Linked DNA regions of Homo sapiens: region 1 is linked to region 2. A link is a loop called in an ENCODE intact Hi-C map of the cell type or tissue named here. Cell type or tissue: sigmoid colon. All regions are shown on one strand. Links, peaks and the distances in the headings refer to the core of each region. The heading gives the core; the rest is flanking DNA.

Evidence for each region. Peaks named below come from ENCODE experiments on the same cell type or tissue, not always from the same donor. Only the 100,000 strongest peaks of a DNase experiment are listed, where the experiment ranks them.
Region 1: it touches region 2 in a loop (5-fold over the local background); 3 of 110 quality-filtered maps call a loop at or near these places.

What each region holds. Positions count from the first base shown.
Region 1 is chr11:15,934,596-15,942,928 of GRCh38, forward strand. No RefSeq gene overlaps it. Among named protein-coding and RNA genes, the nearest start is that of LINC02682, 28 kb to the left of the region's middle. RefSeq lists a silencer at 6,661-6,850. In sigmoid colon, for the core only: a CTCF peak has its summit at 6,746 (motif pointing right); DNase peaks (open chromatin) are centred at 3,426 and 3,859; H3K4me3 peaks cover 728 bases.
Region 2 is chr11:15,832,729-15,841,061 of GRCh38, forward strand. No RefSeq gene overlaps it. Among named protein-coding and RNA genes, the nearest start is that of LINC02682, 74 kb to the right of the region's middle. In sigmoid colon, for the core only: no CTCF peak of the experiment used is centred there; DNase peaks (open chromatin) are centred at 3,183 and 3,523; H3K27ac peaks cover 646 bases; H3K27me3 peaks cover 1,265 bases.

The DNA.
Region 1 (8,333 bases), core at 55-8,054, 100 kb after region 2:
TTACTCCTTTAATTTCCACAGGAACCCAGTGAAGTAGGTGGTGGTATCGCCATTTTGCAAATGAAGGAAGAATTGGCCTCTTGGATGACTGTGTCCATCTACTCTTTCCTGGAAATCCCAGCCACTGCTAGGTCCCTAGACGTGTTCCCTGCAGAATCGTACCACACATTCCCTTTTGGAAAACTTCATCTTCCTGAAGGTGTCTCTGGGGCCCAGGGTCAGCTTTGGTTTTGAGAAATCTCAGAGGGCAGAGCCTTCAGGACAGAGGGTCACAGGCAGTTGGCTGGCTTCAGCAAGTGTGATCCTCCCACTGTTCCTGAAAGGGCCCCAGCCAGCTACTGTAAAGTCCTCATTTGAAGACTGCAGCAGAATTACAGCTCTCCTCCCCTCTCTACACCACACACACACACACACACACACACACACACACACTTCACATATTAATAGATGGACAGGAAGCCCTGCCATGGGGGGAAGAGGGTTGGATTAGGAATCACACACCCGAGTTCTGGTCTGGGCTCTGTCACTTTCAGAGCTTCATCTGTAACGCACACTGTGAGGCTTCTGTGAGCAGCTAGATGTGGGGGGATGTTCTGGCGAAAGGTAAGAAGATGCTTACTGGCAGCATCGTTATCCTCCATTCCAGGACTTTTTCTGTTCTCTGACTCAGCAGCCTCCCTTGAGCATTGGAGATGGTCAAGCAACCCACAGCTCCGATCTGCGTTAAGTGGAATAGAGATTCAACTCCTGTTACAAAACCTCCAAATAAATAGCTTAATAAGTAGCTTAAATAAAGTGGAAATGCATTTCTCTCTTATGTAACAAGCAACCCAGGCCTGATGTCACGGCTCTATGTGGTCGGTGGCCCAGGACTCTTTCATCTGTTGCTCTGCCATCGCTTGGGTGTTACCCTCACCGTATGGTCCAAACGGCTGCCACCACCTCCGTGTTCCAGGAAGCAGGCTGCAGAAACAAGGGCTCGCTCTGTCCCTTCACAACATAATCCAGAAATTGTTCACACGCCTTTCCCTCAGTCCCACTGGGCAGAAGGTAGTCATATGTAACTAGGTGTGGTCACACCTAGTTACAGTGGAGGCTGGGATGTATAGTTATTAGCTACACAGCCATATATCCCATTAAAATCTTTGCTAACATAGAAAGTGGGGTGCACAGACATTGGGGGACTTTTTCAGTCTTTTCCACACCATCCCCCCCTTCCACATTTAAGAAGAATGAGGAACTTCTTGGACTGAAAACGGACTTTCTAATAGTGTTCTATTTTGGCATGCATTTTGAATGACTTATTGGAGTTTCAGTTGTGGAGTCATTAAGTCAGAAAATTCAGCAAATAAGCACCAGCCCCACACTGGTCGCCTCAGGAGTAAAATCGGGAACACCCTCCACCCTGCTCTCTAGGGAGAAACTTGCACCAGCTGCTACAGGGCAGAGACCAGCCTGGACCATCCATGAAGGGGGCTTCCCAATAGCTAGCGGCATGGCCACCAAGCAGAACTCCCCCAGCACTGGGAAGGTTCTGCCCTGAGTCCTCTGCTCTTTCCCTCCTTGGGGCAGAAATGAACACCTGGAAAGTCCAGGTCCACTAGTCCACCATTTGTCTCCCTGTCTATAAAAAAGGCAATGAGTGGGGGCAGGGCACAAAGCCCAGAGCTGGGGCTTAAGGAGTGCCTCACCCTCAGTGAGAGGCTGTGCCATCATAGTCATTGGCAAATTCACAGCTCTGAGGAATGGCAAGGTGTGTGTCTGGGTGGACGTAGCCAGGAGCTCAGGGGTCATTCCTGGAAAACTGCAGAATCCTGTTGAAGACTGACTGCTCAGTGACAAAAGCCAAATGCCACCTCTGGCACCAGAGGAGCTGAGTGATCACACCTAGTCTACCAGGGTCCTCGTATAAAGAAAATCAGAATGCCAATGTTAGTTTAGCCATTTATTGGGGTCTTTTGTGCCAAGAATCACATTAAGAGCTTTATGTATATTTTATACAAAGAAATCTCTTACTTATTGTTCACAAAAACCCTATTGGGAATGGAGAAACTAAAGCTAAAAGCAGTGAAATAACTTGATGAAAATTACACAGCCAGTAAGAGGTGGGTGGCAGGGTTCAAAGCCAGGTCTGTCTGATTCCAAAGCTAGCTAGCGAGTTTAACCACCACCACAATGGATGCAAATATGGAGGGGTGGGACAGCATGAGTTCTGAGTCAGGTGGGCTTAGGTGCAAATCCCAGCCCACCACTCTCACCAGTGGCTTCTCACAGCCTCCATGCCCTGATTCTCTCCTCTTTCCCCAGGGCCTAATAACGACCACCCGCTTGGCTGCATGCTGTGATACTGATGTAAAACGTAAAGTGCTCAGAGCACTCAACGGACGACTTGCACTGGACAAATGCCGCCTTCCTTTACTTCTTTCCCATCTCTACCGTGAACTCCACACATTGCAGGGACCTTGGATGTTTTATTCACTGCTCTGACTCCAGCATCTTCCTAGCTTCCCATTCTCCATGCACTCTGTCTCTTTACCCTGCTTTATTTTTTCTCTTAGTTCTCTTCATCATCTGATGTATGATTTACCCATGCATTTGTTTATATTTTGCCTGTCTCTGAGCACTAGAATGTAGGTTCAACGGGTTCAGGGATCTTTTGGTTCTGACTGTATCCTCAGTGTCCAGATAACAACATAATAAGGAGTGGGGACTCAGTAAAATGTAATGAATGGATGTATCTAGCAATGAAAATCCAGCAGACTTTACAAGTGGGGCAACCAGTAGATTTAATGAATGATGAATCAATTGATCAATGTCTAGTAGATGGTACAAATTCATTTTAGCTTTCCCCCACCTTCAGAAATAAGCTGATGAAAGTTTCATGAGCTCATGAGCTTGCAAACACACACAAAGGAGGGGCTGGAGCACTGAGACTGCTCAGTGCCTTAGAACCTTCCGGCAATTATGAATTGGCTTTACCCCTCCCTGGGAAACGGAGAAGTGATACAGTCAGAGGGACACAGCTCAAGTGAAAGCAGTTTCCTGGTCCCTCTGACACTCCAAGTCAGGTCCATCTTCTCATTCCCTTCCAGTCTCTCCCAGAGAGTCTGAGCCAGCCTTCCCAGGCCCCACCCTCCCCTCCAGCTCCCAGGCCTCTAAGTCCCTCTAGGTGGCACCTTCCCCTGGTTTCCCAAAGCAGGACACCCAGGCACTTGGCATTCCAAACAGGCCCCTACTCCTTCCATAACACAGTGGGTTCTGGAACGTTCTAAGGAATGGGCTTTTTTGGTTGATGAGGGCAAACGCCAAGAATCAGACAAACACCAGCAGCCTAGCCTCCACCCCTCTTGGGGCTGATTCATGAGGCCCAGGCGTGCCCATTAACTGCCAGGCCGGCCCTGTGTGCTCAGAAAAATATTGCTGCTGCTCTTGAGGCGGCTGCAGCGTTTTTCAGAAGAGCCGCGGCCATAATCACAAGGCGTCCGCCTCCCGGCCCGGGAGCCCATCAGTTATTATCTGCAGCACAAACACCTACCACTTTGTACTAACATTTTGGCAGTTTCATACAAACAGAGCACTTAGTGCTGCCCCATAACTCTGCGCTCTTGCTGGGCCCCAGCTCCCAGCTGGCACGCACAGCCAAGTGGTCTGTAACAAAAAAGTAAAAAAGCAAATGAAACGTTTTTGGTTGTTTTTATGGGCCTCTACAGCCCCCGCGGCTCCCCCCGCTCCTGCGGCAGACACATAAGTATGAGTTCAGACCCTGCACGACACATTTTTCGGACCGGCGCTGGTGACGCCAGCTCCGGGGATTACAACAGGATGGATTGTGCGGGCCCCGAGTGGCATTTTCCAACCTCGGCCAGGGGCTTCCGCTAGAGGCGCCTGCGATCTGCAGACTCCGTGTCTGCCCACCGCCTACGCATGGTTGGGGCGCTTGCCTCCCAGCTGGGCACCCCTGGCACATGCTGATCCAGCAGGGAGGACAGAAAGCCCCAAACGGCAGCTGGCTGCCCAAATATTTGCTTCTCCAATCCTAGCCAGTCAAGGAGCCCAGAGCCTGCGCCATTCACAGTCCGCCTAGCTTTTCCCAGAAGAGCTGGCGGTCGGGGGTTCTGGAGGCCAAAGGAGATGGTGGAGAGTAACTTCTTGGTGCTGCGGCCTGGTCCACTGCCATGGGTTCTTCCAGCCAATAGACTAAAAAAGTGACTCCAAGGCTGGTTGGACAATCTGGCTGCCTCGTGCCCCCTCTCTGGGCCCTTTCCCCTCTGGTCCATCCAACTAGCTATTGCTACTTTCTGGTGATCCCTAGATCCTCCAAAAGCTAAACATTTTTCAGAGGTATTTGGGAGGCCCTGCTAGGTGTCACGTGAGGTGCCAGGCACTTTAATGGCTATTACCTCATCAAATTCTGATAACAGCCTTATGGGAAGGTAACATTGCCTCCATCTGAAAGGCAAAATCACTTGAACTCAGAGAAGGTAAGTGACCTGCCCAGGGTGACACAGCTAGTGAATGGGCATGTTGGCACAGAGACCCAGAACTGTCTCAATCCAAAGGTCATGTTTTTACTTCCAAACCATGCTGCCTCCTGCTGACCTTTGGGGATGGCACCATGCATGTGCTATGTAACACCAGGCAATTGTCCCCTCCTCTCTGGTCTAGAATTTTGTCATCTGGGCACCAAAGGCCATGGGTCTGATGTTTCCTTAGGTCCCTCATTGCTTACAGTTAACCACGGTGGGCTCTGCCCTTCAGAACAAGCCCATCCTTCTGCTCAGGCCTCCTGTGCCTCCTCCTCATCCACCCCGAGGTTGCTGCACACCCACCATGCACCCATCAGAGCCCAGAAAGACTGCCTAACAGGCCACTACACAATATCCACTCTGTTTGGCTTGGTATTCAGGGCCTCTCTAAGTCTGACTCCCACTGTCAGGTGCAAAGCATGCTGGGGCACTGGACCCAGAGGACTAGGGAGGAGGGAAGAGGCTGGGTCCAGGTAGGACCAGGAAGGGAAGGCTGATGTAGTCCTGAGCCATGGCCCAGCTTGGTTGAGGGCATAGGCACTGGGAGCCCTTGGCATTAGGGTAATGGGCAACATGTTGGGCATTCAAGGCCGGGCTCAGACACAATTAGAGATACATCAGGGGGCTAACCAGAGCTTGGATCAATCTTGGGATTCTGGGAATTCAGGCCAAGAGAGAACCAAAGGGCTAATCAGGGAAACCACGGCAGATATCAGTTGTCAAGACAGAGAGGGGCATAGGAAAGCTTCCATGAGTCCTCATCCAGGCCTCACTTGCTTCCCAACTTAATGCTTCCTTCCACAATGGGGCTGGGAACTGAAACCTCTGGTGTGCAGCTTGCTTTTACCAAGACTGACCACAGGAACGCAAGTATCGGTCTGGTGGCCCTTCATGATGGGGATTCCTGCTGCATCCCTGCCCAGCTGCAGTGTTTCTCCCACCCCTCATGCCCTGAAAAATGGTACTCATTTCTCAAGACTAAGTCTATTCTCTCTCATCACCAGGTTTCCGCTCCTTTTCCTTCAGGAAGCCCCACCCCAAGCCTCTCCTGATCTCACAGGCCTAGTTGGCCGGTCACTCATATGGCTTTGCCTTAGTTTAGACAATTTTTACTCAGAGGAGACCTTAGAGCTCTCAAGAATTTTCACAGATCCTTCTCCTTCTCTGGAATCCATTCCACTTAGCACAGGGCTAAGCAGCTGGGAGGGGCTCACATACCCATTCAACAACAGCAAAGATTTTTCTGAGTCAGGCCATAGGCTAAGTGGCAGAGATAATGGGGACAAGGATGCTTAGTCAAGGGGTCATCAGATCTGGAATCAGATTCTAGGATTTTTGAGATCAGGGCCCACTGAGATAGTGACATGAAGAGAACTCAGAGAAGGAACCCATGGAAAAGTTCCCAGAGGAGGTGGCATGGGGCTGGCAGGACTCTCAAGAGCCAGGGGGCAGAGGAGGAACAGAGAAGAAGAGCAGGCTGTAGAGGTAGGCACGTGCTTTGGTCGGATACATTGAACAGACTGTGAAGAGCTTTTGTCTGAAAGTGACCACAAGCCATGGAAGGTGAGAAATTTGGTCAGAGTTCTCTGTTGAAAAAAATCTCAAAAACTCTGAAGCTCTCACTATGTAGATGACCTTGAAGGAGCCTCTGAAAACTGTGAGTTTCTGCTTCCTCGTTAGCAAACTGAGAAAAACAATGCCTACCCCTTGTAAACTATAAGGCACTGTTGCTAGGCAAAGGTTGTCAATAGTTATGATATTGAAGATGGGATGCTGAAGGGCCTCCTCTTTCCTCCTTTGGCCTCCCTGAGCCATACCAGAGGAGCCTGGGGGCCACAGCCTCTCAGAGCCCAGCCAAGGCCCACAGTCTCCTCGCCTAGTGGAAACCTCAGCCTCAGGGTGGCCCACCGGCCCTCTGCCTGCCCAGCAGCCTGGGCCTGGGAATAGGCGGGCCCAGCCCACCCTAATTGCTCCCATCTTGGCATCTGCCTTTGGTTAAATGCACAGCTCTTCTCACTGGCTGGGAACATTAGCCATAAACAGAGCATCTACATGGCGGATGCTGTCGTTTAAAAATAACCCAGGCTTGGGAACCGCATTTCCCTGCCCTGGGAGTTGCTGGAATGGGAGAAGGACCATCTTCCACGGAGTTAGCTCTCCAGCAAGTCGCTCCCGGGTCCCAGGCCAAGGGCTGCCATGCTAGTGCAGTTCCCTGCGCAGCCGCCAGGTGGCGTCAAGGCCGCCGCCTGGGGGGCCGGGCAGGCCGAGGCCCCTGCCCGTCGCAGTCCCAGCCTCGCTCACCACTTGGCCCGGGAGTTGGCTGCGGGCAGCGGCTTGGCAGCCTGCGGCCGGGGGCGGACGGTGGGGCGGTGTGGGTTTCAGCCTCCCCGGAGGGCCCTCACGGCTGAGCAAACGTTCGGGCTGATGTCGGCAACATGCGGAATCAATTTTCGGGGAACTCAGCAGCCAAACCATCCACCTTTGGGCGGGAAGCAGGATCGCTGTAGGCCCGGGGGCTCCTTGTCTCCCGTTTGGAAAATCCGAAGTCTCCTCGCGGTGGGGGGCAGGCCAGCCTGGCTGTGTGGGGCCTCAGCACAGGGAGCCTGGGCAAGGGCTGAACTCATCTGCCCTGGGCTAGGGAATGAAACTCAGTCTCCATTACCACTTTTTATGAAGCACCTACTATGTGCCAGCATTGCCCTACATTTTCCATGCATTTTCTTATCTTATCCTTACAACCAGCAAGTCTCAGGGGGAGTGAGCCAGGCCACAGCCCAGGGCGCCTGTCTTTAAAGGGCACTAAAATATCATCAGAATAAATCAGAAATACAATCCAGGTCCCCAAAGAAAGGGAGAAGTATAAACAGATTACCCTGCTACCCAAAGCCCTGAAGCAGAAGTAAGAGGCCTCCCCCAACCTCCCAAACCTCCTTGACTCGTACGGGAGGGGCCTGGACGCTATACTCCCTTGGAGCAGCAGCCAAGGCCCCTAGTCTCCTGGCCTAGTGGAAACCTTAGCCTTTCTCTTAGCCTACCCTCCCCCAAATGAACACCAAACAAATACTTAAGGCACACATCTTTGAAACACGGAATAATGCATTTTACCAGGTCTGGCCCCTGTCTGGCCCTGGATGCAATTGTCATCACTCCCCATTTCACAGAGGAGAACGCTGAGACCAGGGGCTAGACAGTGACAGAGCAAGTCCCCAAGGAAGGTGGAGGGCCGCACGGAGAGGGGGACTGGGGTGCCAGGCAGTCAAAATCAAAACTGTTATCTCTACTGTATGAGCTTGTAAGGGCGGTTCACCTATTCCACACTCAGTTTCCTCACCCCTGGTGAGGGACTCCTAACAGACCCTCCCTCTGTGAGAATCAAATGAGGTTTGGAGGCTCTCGAGCGATGCATGTCACTTAGTTCCAGCACTGACTATGGTACTGGCTGGGATGTGGAGGAATCAGGGCAAGAAACTGAAGGGGCTGAAGAACCCTCAGAAGAATGAAGTATCCCTAGAAAGCAATTCCATGACTAAAGAGGAAGAAGCAAAAGGAAGAAGGAAAAACAAGATGGTGGCTCTAACCAAAAAAAGTTGACAGAACTTCCCTGAGAAAGGAAAAGGAATCCCTGAGAAAATGAAGACCCCTCCTTAGCTACCTGCCTCCTCTCACCCTTGTGCTTCCATCTTCTCGGTCATGGAATTTAGCCACCCCTGAATGTGGGCGACAAAAGGGTAGGTGGCATTGAGTAAGTGTGGCATGTTCACCCGGTGAGAGCCACTCAGTTCTGCAGGTGCCCACATGAACCAGTGG
Region 2 (8,333 bases), core at 213-8,212:
AATGAACCACCCTGAGAATGGCAACATAAAAATAATTCTGAGATATAAAACAAGGTGAATTCTCAACATCATTTGAGCACCTAGATCCAGCCATATCTGAAGGCAATATCTCCTGGCACATTTTAGCTTTTGTTGTCAATAAATTTGCCTTTTACGTAAGAATGATACAATGGACTTTGGAGACTTGCGGGGAAGAGTGGGAGGGGGAGGCAAGGGATAAAAGGCTACAAATATGGTGCAGTGTATACTGCTCGAGTTTGGGGTGCACCAAAATCTCACAAATCATCACTAAAGAACTTGCTCATGTAACCAAATACCACCTGTACCCCAATAACCTATGGAAAATTTAAAAAAAAAACAACATCTAAAAAAAATTAAATTTATTTGCCTTTTATTCTTAAGCTAATTTGAGTTCCGTATTTATCACTCACATCTCAAAGAATCCTGTATAATATAAGGGCCCTGATCCAGATGAGCTGTGGACTTTACCCATGGCTGACAGCACAAGCACTGCGGCCACCGAGAGAATGGTCTCAGAAGAAGCCTTAGCAGTCAATGACCAAGGAACCCTAACCTGGGAGAACAAGGTGAAGGGTAAATCTGAGAGCAGAGTATAAGATTCATTAGACAGAAATGCCAATTTATTGCAGTTGAAGAAACATTTCTCTATCAATGGGAGAGAAGATGAGTTGGAGGAAAGACAAGGAAAGTAAAGGCTTTCCCTCAAAGGCCCTCCTGTCAGGTCCTAAAAGCAGCTTCTCCCAGTGTGTCTGGGGAGTAACAGGTCTTTCACTCACTTCGCTATGGTAACAGTGGCCATGCAGTGCAATGAAGAGCATAGACTTCAGAATCAAACCCTCTTGGTTTTGAATCCCAACCCTGGTTGATAACTTCCACTTTTTGCTAACTCAGTGACCTTAATGGTTAAAGCTTAAACTTGATAAAGCCACTTAAATTAGTGACTTCATTTCTCTGAGCCTCAGCTGCTTCTTCAATAAATGTGAATAGCCATCATTATCTCTCACTTGACCATAGCAAGAGCCCCTTGATTGGTCTCAACTAATTATCCACCATGCAACCAAACTGACCATTTTAAAAGCAAATCAAGTTATGTCGTTCACTCCCCTTAAAACGTTTCTGTGACTTCAGTCATCATTCAGATGATGATCCAAATTCATATAATAGACTTCAAATCTCTGCGCCATCTAAAATCAAATCTCACTTGCTGTTCTAGTCTCCTAGATTCTCTTTTCCTTGCTCCTCTCAGTTTATTGACAAAGAGTTAATAATATTAAAAACTAACATTTATTGAGCACATACAACATGCCAGCATTGTTCTAAGTATTTTACTTGAAATAATCCTTATGATGCTCATATAAGGTAGGTGCTATTATTATCCCCACTTTATAGATGGAAAAATTGAGGTGCAGAAAATTGCTCAAAGTCATACAGCAAAGAAGCACTTCAGCCAGGTTGCAAATCTAGGTGTTGGCACCCAGAGCCTGCATGTTTAATCACTATATTATGCTGATTCTCTACAGGCATCCCGCAAGCATTTTCCCACTTTGTGGCTGTGGTAGACTGAATAATGGCCCCCAAAGATATTCACATCCTAATCTCTAGAAGCTGTGACTGCTACATTATATGGCAAAGGGACTTTGCAGATGAGATAAAGTTAAAGATCTTGAGATGAAGAGATTTTCCTGAATTACTCAGCTGAGTCCTAAATGTAATCACAAGTGTCTTTATGAGAGGGAGATTGGGCTACAGAAGGGCAACAGGTAACATGACCATGGAAACAGAAATTGGAGTGATGAGACCATAAGCCTAAGAGTGTCAGCAGGTAGCAGAAGATGGAAGAAGCAAGGAACAGATTCTCTTCCGGAGCCTCCAGGAGGATCCATCCCTGCAATGGTTTCACTTCAGCCCAGTGAAATTGATTTTCAACTTCCAATGTCCAGAGCTTGTAAGATAATAAATTTGTATTTTAAGTCACACGTTTGTGGTAATTGGATACAGCAGCAACAGTAAACTGACACAAAGGCATTAGCACAGGCTGTTTCTTCTGCCAGGAATGCTCTTCCCCATACCCTTTGCCTTCTTTAACTCCCGCTTACCCTTCGACTCCTGGCTTCCATGTCACCTCCTCAGAGTAGCAGGACTCTCCTATTCATCTTCCCATAGCACTCCAGACTTCTCCTTCTTCTTCTTCTTCTTTTTTTTTTTTATTCTTTTGGAGACAGGGTTTTGCTCTTGTCGCCCAGGCTAGAGTGCAATGGCGCAATCTCAGCTCACTGCAACCTCCACCACCTGGGTTCAGGTAATTCTCCTGCCTCAGCCTCCCAAGTAGCCGGGATTGCAGGCATGCGTCATGACACCCAGCTAATTTTTGTATTATTAGCAAGAGACAGGGTTTCACCATGTTGGCCAGGCTAGTCTTGAACTCCTGACCTCAGGTGATCCACCCACCTCAGCCTCCCAAAGTGCTGTGATTACAGGCATGAGCCAACCCCCCCGGCCCAGACTTCTCCTTCTTAATACTAACAACATTGCAATTCACTGTCAATGACTGTTGCTCATGCAACCAGATCCAAGGGACAGGGTACAGTATGTGTCTGTCTTGCTTTTCACTGTAACCCAAGCATCTAGCCCAGAGCCTGGAGTATTATTGTTCTCAAATATTTGTGGAAATGAATAAATAAATATAATTTCTCATAGGACTGTTGAATTCTTTCAAAAGATCACAAATGTAAAGAACTTGGTATAGGGCCTAGCATATAATAAGTTCCCAGAAAAGTAGAGCTCCATGTGAGTTCTGGGTCTATCTGTGTGTCTCCTGTGTCTTTGGAACAGAAGCTCAGACATGAAGGTCCTGATCTTGGGCATGTCCCAGGCAGAGTGCTCTGTGATGTCTCCTTTTCCCTAATCTCCAAATACTGCTCCTCTTTCTTACAATTCTGGTAGTCACACAGGTTTAATGGCCACTCTGGGCATATTTTAGAAAGGAAAGGATCAGGGCAGTCCTAGAACACCATGAGATATGAAGATATCTGCAAGACTGCCTCCTGCTTTAAGACTACGGCAAGCCCTTTCGGCCAATCTGCAGTGCAGTTGGAGTAGGTTATTCCAGCTGTTTCCTGGCTATGCAGTGTGTGTATGAGCCTCCAGCTGGGCCAGGGACCAACTTTCCAGGCCCAGATGAATTCTCATCATTGCCCAGGGATCCTTTAGCTTGAGTTTGGTTCTCAAGCCAAGGCTCTGACAGCTTTATTAGCACCTATAATTCAATGTAAGCGTCGATGTGTTGGGAAACACTTTGAGGCTATCTTTTAAAGTCAACTTAATTCCCTCTCAAATGTCTCTTTGTTTGCCAAAGTGCCAGCCAGAAGACTTCCAGGTAGGCAGGGAGATGAGCTCCAGACAGGGGATCAGCGGGACGTGTCTGCTGGGCGCCCAAGTCATTTTGCTGGTAGCTGATGTCATTTCCAGTTAGTGGGCTCCTGGAAGAGGTGCCTGCAGATGCTCAGATGACATCATTGGGGACCAGCCTGTCACCAGGGGAGATAACAAATGGAGCCCAGCTCTGAGTTCCTGCTGCCCCAGGAAGTCACAATTCATTTCTTGGCCTTGCTATAGGCCTGGAGAGTAGACACCCTGTGTTTCCACCCTGGCCAAGTCCCAGAGAACCAGTATGCACCCTCCTGCTGGCTGCTTTTCCACAACAAAACCAAGTGGGACATTCTGAGTTTACCCAAAACTGTTTGGCAACTGTAATCATAGAAACTGGACAAGCTCGATGTAGTATACACTATTGGTCATCTGCTGACACCCACTTACCGTTCCTCCTGGGCTAATAGAACCCAATTTTTTTTCACATATGCACTCTCCTCCAGAAGGGATTGGCCTATTCGCATCCTCAAGGGATAAACTGTCATTGTTCTAAGCCATTCATTCATTCATTCATTCATTCATTCATTCAACAAACACAATTGAGCACCTATTTTGTAGTGGACATTGTTTAGGCACTAAAGATAAAGTCATTAAAAAAAGTCTTTGTCTTCATGAAGCCTTAATAAACACACAGTTATATATTATATAATAACTTTGCAATGTCAGACCAAACAATAAATGTCATGAAGAGAAATAATGCCAGGTAAAGGTATAGAGAAAAATAGGCTTGCTGTTTTAGATAAGGGGATGAGGGGAGGTGATATTTGAGCTGAGACATGAATGAAGGGAGGGCACCAGCCTGTGACTCTGCAGGGGAAAAATGTTCCAGTCAAGGGCAACAGCAGGTGCAAAGGCCTCAGGGTAAGAATAAACCTGCACGTTGAGGAGCAGCCAGAAAGCCAATGTGGCTGGAATGTTACAAACAGAGGCTGGGTCATAGAAATGGCTTTGGATTTTGCTCTAAATGATGGGAAATCACTGGGGGCTCTTCCACAATTTGTAATTTCAGAAGATTCCCATGGTCACTGTGCAGAAAGCAGACTAAGGCAAGGCAAGAACAGAAGCAGGTGACCAGGCTACGTGGAGTACCAGGTGGTAGCTGGAGAAGTAGTGATAACTGATTGGAATTGGGAACGATTTTGAAGTTTGAAGCAAAAGGATCTGCTGATGAATTTGGTGGCTAGAGTGAGAAACAAAAGAGTGAAGGATAACATCAAAGTTTTGAGATAGCACTACCAAGTAAATACAAGTGCTGTTAACTGAGATAAAGAGCACTGCAGGAGGAGCACTTCTGGCTGGGACGGGATCTAGGGCTGGGACTGATGGGTACTCAGTTTGAGGTGCCTGATAGACATGCAGTTGGAGATGTTAGATAGGCAGCAGTGGGAGAAAGGAGTGTGAAGATTGGGAGAGAGGTAAGTCCCATGCCTCCACCAATGAATGGCTTAGGCTTCAGTATGGGGGGGCAATTCTAGCCAAAGGGATATGGCTGTAGGAGGCCTCTGGGTAAGATGTCCTCATTTCTAATGAGGATTTAAGATTGCTTGGATGTTTAGATGGATGGATGGATGAATGGATGGATGGATGGATGGACGGATGGATGGATCTCTAAGTATCCATTTATTTCCAGTGGTCATTCAAATCTTAAAGGTACAGTGAAGTCTAAGTTAGGAGACCTGGCTTTAATCCCTGATATTTTTTACTAATTAATCATAAACCTAGGCAAAAACACCCCCTCTCTGAGTCTCAGTGTCCCCACCTGCACAATGAGGAAATTGGACTATATTGTTTTTATGAGCCCAGCTAGCCCTTCTGTTCTATGAAATTGTAAGAACATGGACTTTGGAACCAGAAGCTCTGAGAGAAATGTTGACTTTCCCCTACTTGATGTGCAATCTCTAGCAGTTCAAGGTTCCTCTGTGTTGCAGTTTCCTCATCTCTGAAGTGATGATTTATGGTCCTTCCCAACATTAATTTCCATTAAGTCACAGCATAGTTTCCTAGTTACTTGTGTTGATGGAAATAATGAAAACCTCTAGGAAAGCAGTAGTTAGGAGGAAGCCAACCCCTCAATGCAAACACATGCACACACACACATACACACACACACACAGTCTAGAAAAGGAGACCAGGCCTTTCCTTTCAGAGCAGCTACTCCCTGGCTCCGTCTGAGTATAAACTCTGGTCAAGGTGGGAACTATGCTCTTCTTGAGGCGAGCATGGTTGTTTCGACGGCTCTTAGCTTCCCTTGGCACCTCATTCCCAGGAGTTAAGAGCTACCATAAGAATCTCAAAGCTCAGTCCTGCTGGGTCCTGCTGTATCTACAACAGGGCTTGGGATGAATAAAAGACATTAAGACCATAAAGCTCCTGGCCCAGACTTGGCACACAGTGAGTGTTCAAACTGTCTTGTACCTCAGGCCCCTGTGCCCAGTTAGCTAAAGGCACTAATTAACTAAAATGAACAATAATGAACAATAATGGTAGAATATAAGGCAGTTTTAGATTTCAGATTTTTAACATGTTCAAATGCAGAAATCCCTGGGCTATTTTATTCATGTAAAAAGTCTAACAATAATTGTTAATTTTTGAAAACAAATCAAGCATAAAATAAAAGACTAAAGGAAACCATTCTCTTACCATAGTTTAGACCATCTAGTCTAACAGAAATTTCTTTGCTCTGAAATGATATCAATTTCCCATTGCTAGTGTTGTCTGATCAGTATCATATATGAAGGTTGATTAATAGGAAATGGGTAAATAGGTATATTATGACTTAATCAGTGCTTTATGTTTGAAGACTTGATCTTTCAAAAATCTTTTATTTTTAATGAAAAGGGGTGTTCAGTGTCGTAAAGGTTGGGAGGCAGCAAGCTAAAATGTCGAATGTTTTGACAGGGGCCTGCTGGTGACTATATCCCTCCCTTTGATGTATGAGCCCTAAGAACCTCTGAGCTATGTCGATGTGTCCCCAAAGCACAGATCCAAGGGAGAAAGGGGAAAAGACACTCTGCTAACAGTGGCTAATGTCATTTCCAGTTAACTGGCTTTTGGCAGATATGGTACAGATGTTCAAATGACCTCATTAGGGACCAGGATGTCAACAACAAGAGAGATACAAACAGAGCCCTGCTTAAGATTCCTGCAGATTCCTTGGGTTTGGAATCCCTTAACTCATTTCCCAAGCATTCCAAAGGGTGGGAATTTCAGGCGATGGCATGTGGCATTATGAAGAATTTTAGGGAAGATGGAGCTTATATTAGTTAAGAGAGGCTAGCTTTGCTGCAATAACGAACCCGCAAAGCTCTGTCTCTCTCCCCTTCTATTTCACTCTGTGGGTTGGCCTCATCCTCTGCTATATCAGATGATCTTCCTGCAGGCAGCATGGAGAGACTGGGCACAGCCTCCAGAGGTGGCCGGGTTTACATTCACTTGTATCTCTCAGCCACATATGTAAAATCCTAAGGAAGGACCACGCTGAATCAAGGTTCATATATCTGCTTCCCCTACTAGACTATAAGGCTGCAAAAGGCAGAGAATGAGTCTCACTCTGCTACCTTCTGCAGTCTCTCTTAACCTGGAGTTGCCCTGTAAGGGACACTAAGTAAAAATTGTTCAGTTGAATAGATTAGCAAACCACTCAGCACAAACCAAGAAGAAAAGAACTAAACACAGAGAAGACTGACAACAGGGGTGATTTAGAAACAGACTAGTCAACTGTTGATCAAAATTTTGTTACATTCAACAACAGCAGCGATTCTGAGAGCCCTGGAGATATTTTATCCAATAAACTCTTTCCAGAGCTAATAATAAAAATTTCTTGCATGGTGGTTTACAACACAATTTTACATCCCCCCCACCCCGCCCCGCATTTTTTTTAGCATCACTTCAATACAATTCAACAAACAGTAATGAGATTCTTCCAGGTGCCAGGCGCTGTGCTCAGTGGTGGGCTATGGCAGTAGAAACAGGTCCTTGCCTCAGAGAACTCTCAGTGACTGTAGTACTAAAGAGAGAGATTAAATAATTGAAGAGATAATAATAGCTGATATATTTACCGAGAGCATTTGCTATGTGTCAGACACTAGACTGGGTGCCTAACACATATTAACTCAATTCATGCTTACAATAATCCTTTGAGACGGATACTATTATGAGCCTTGGAAGTTGGGTGACTTATCCAGGGTAAGCAATTGACAGAGCCAGGATTTAAACCCATGTAGTTTGGCTCCTGAGTCTATGCTCTTAGCCATCATAACTGTACCACCAGCCAACCACAGTGTTAGGAGAGTTAAAATGGAAAGTAAAGGGGTTGAGGAAGGCTCCAGCATTTAACCCAGTCAAATATTAGAGGCACATCTGCCAGTCTAAAATCCAGTGTCCTTCCCGCCAGCCTGGGTATAAAGGCTCAGTGCAGTGGCTGCGTTATTAGCTGCACTTACAAGTCTCCAGGGAGCTCCAGATATAACTCCCCATTGGTGTTCTCCCAATTGTCTGAGCATAAATAGCCAATAGGTCCTCTCCATACCCCACAAAGAACTTAGAAACGAATCATCCTTCTGGTAATTGCATTAACCGAATGTTTTTGTTTGTTTGTTTAATTTAAGAGTTAAAACAGAATGACCTTGTCTTTGAAATTGTGAAATAACAATTAGAAGTTATTTGCTTATATTTATATTTAGAATTAAAGGATATTCATATGAACAAGTACAAAACAGGGGTGATGGGGTTGGCAAGGGAATGAGGGCCTTCATAGAGATGGATTATTGTTCATTCAACTGTAATGATTAACAATTAAAAATCCACTCTTGCAGTTCCCCATGTCAGGGGAAGGATAGAAGTTTTTGTTGTTGTTTTTTTTGTTTTTTTTTTTTTTGGTGTTT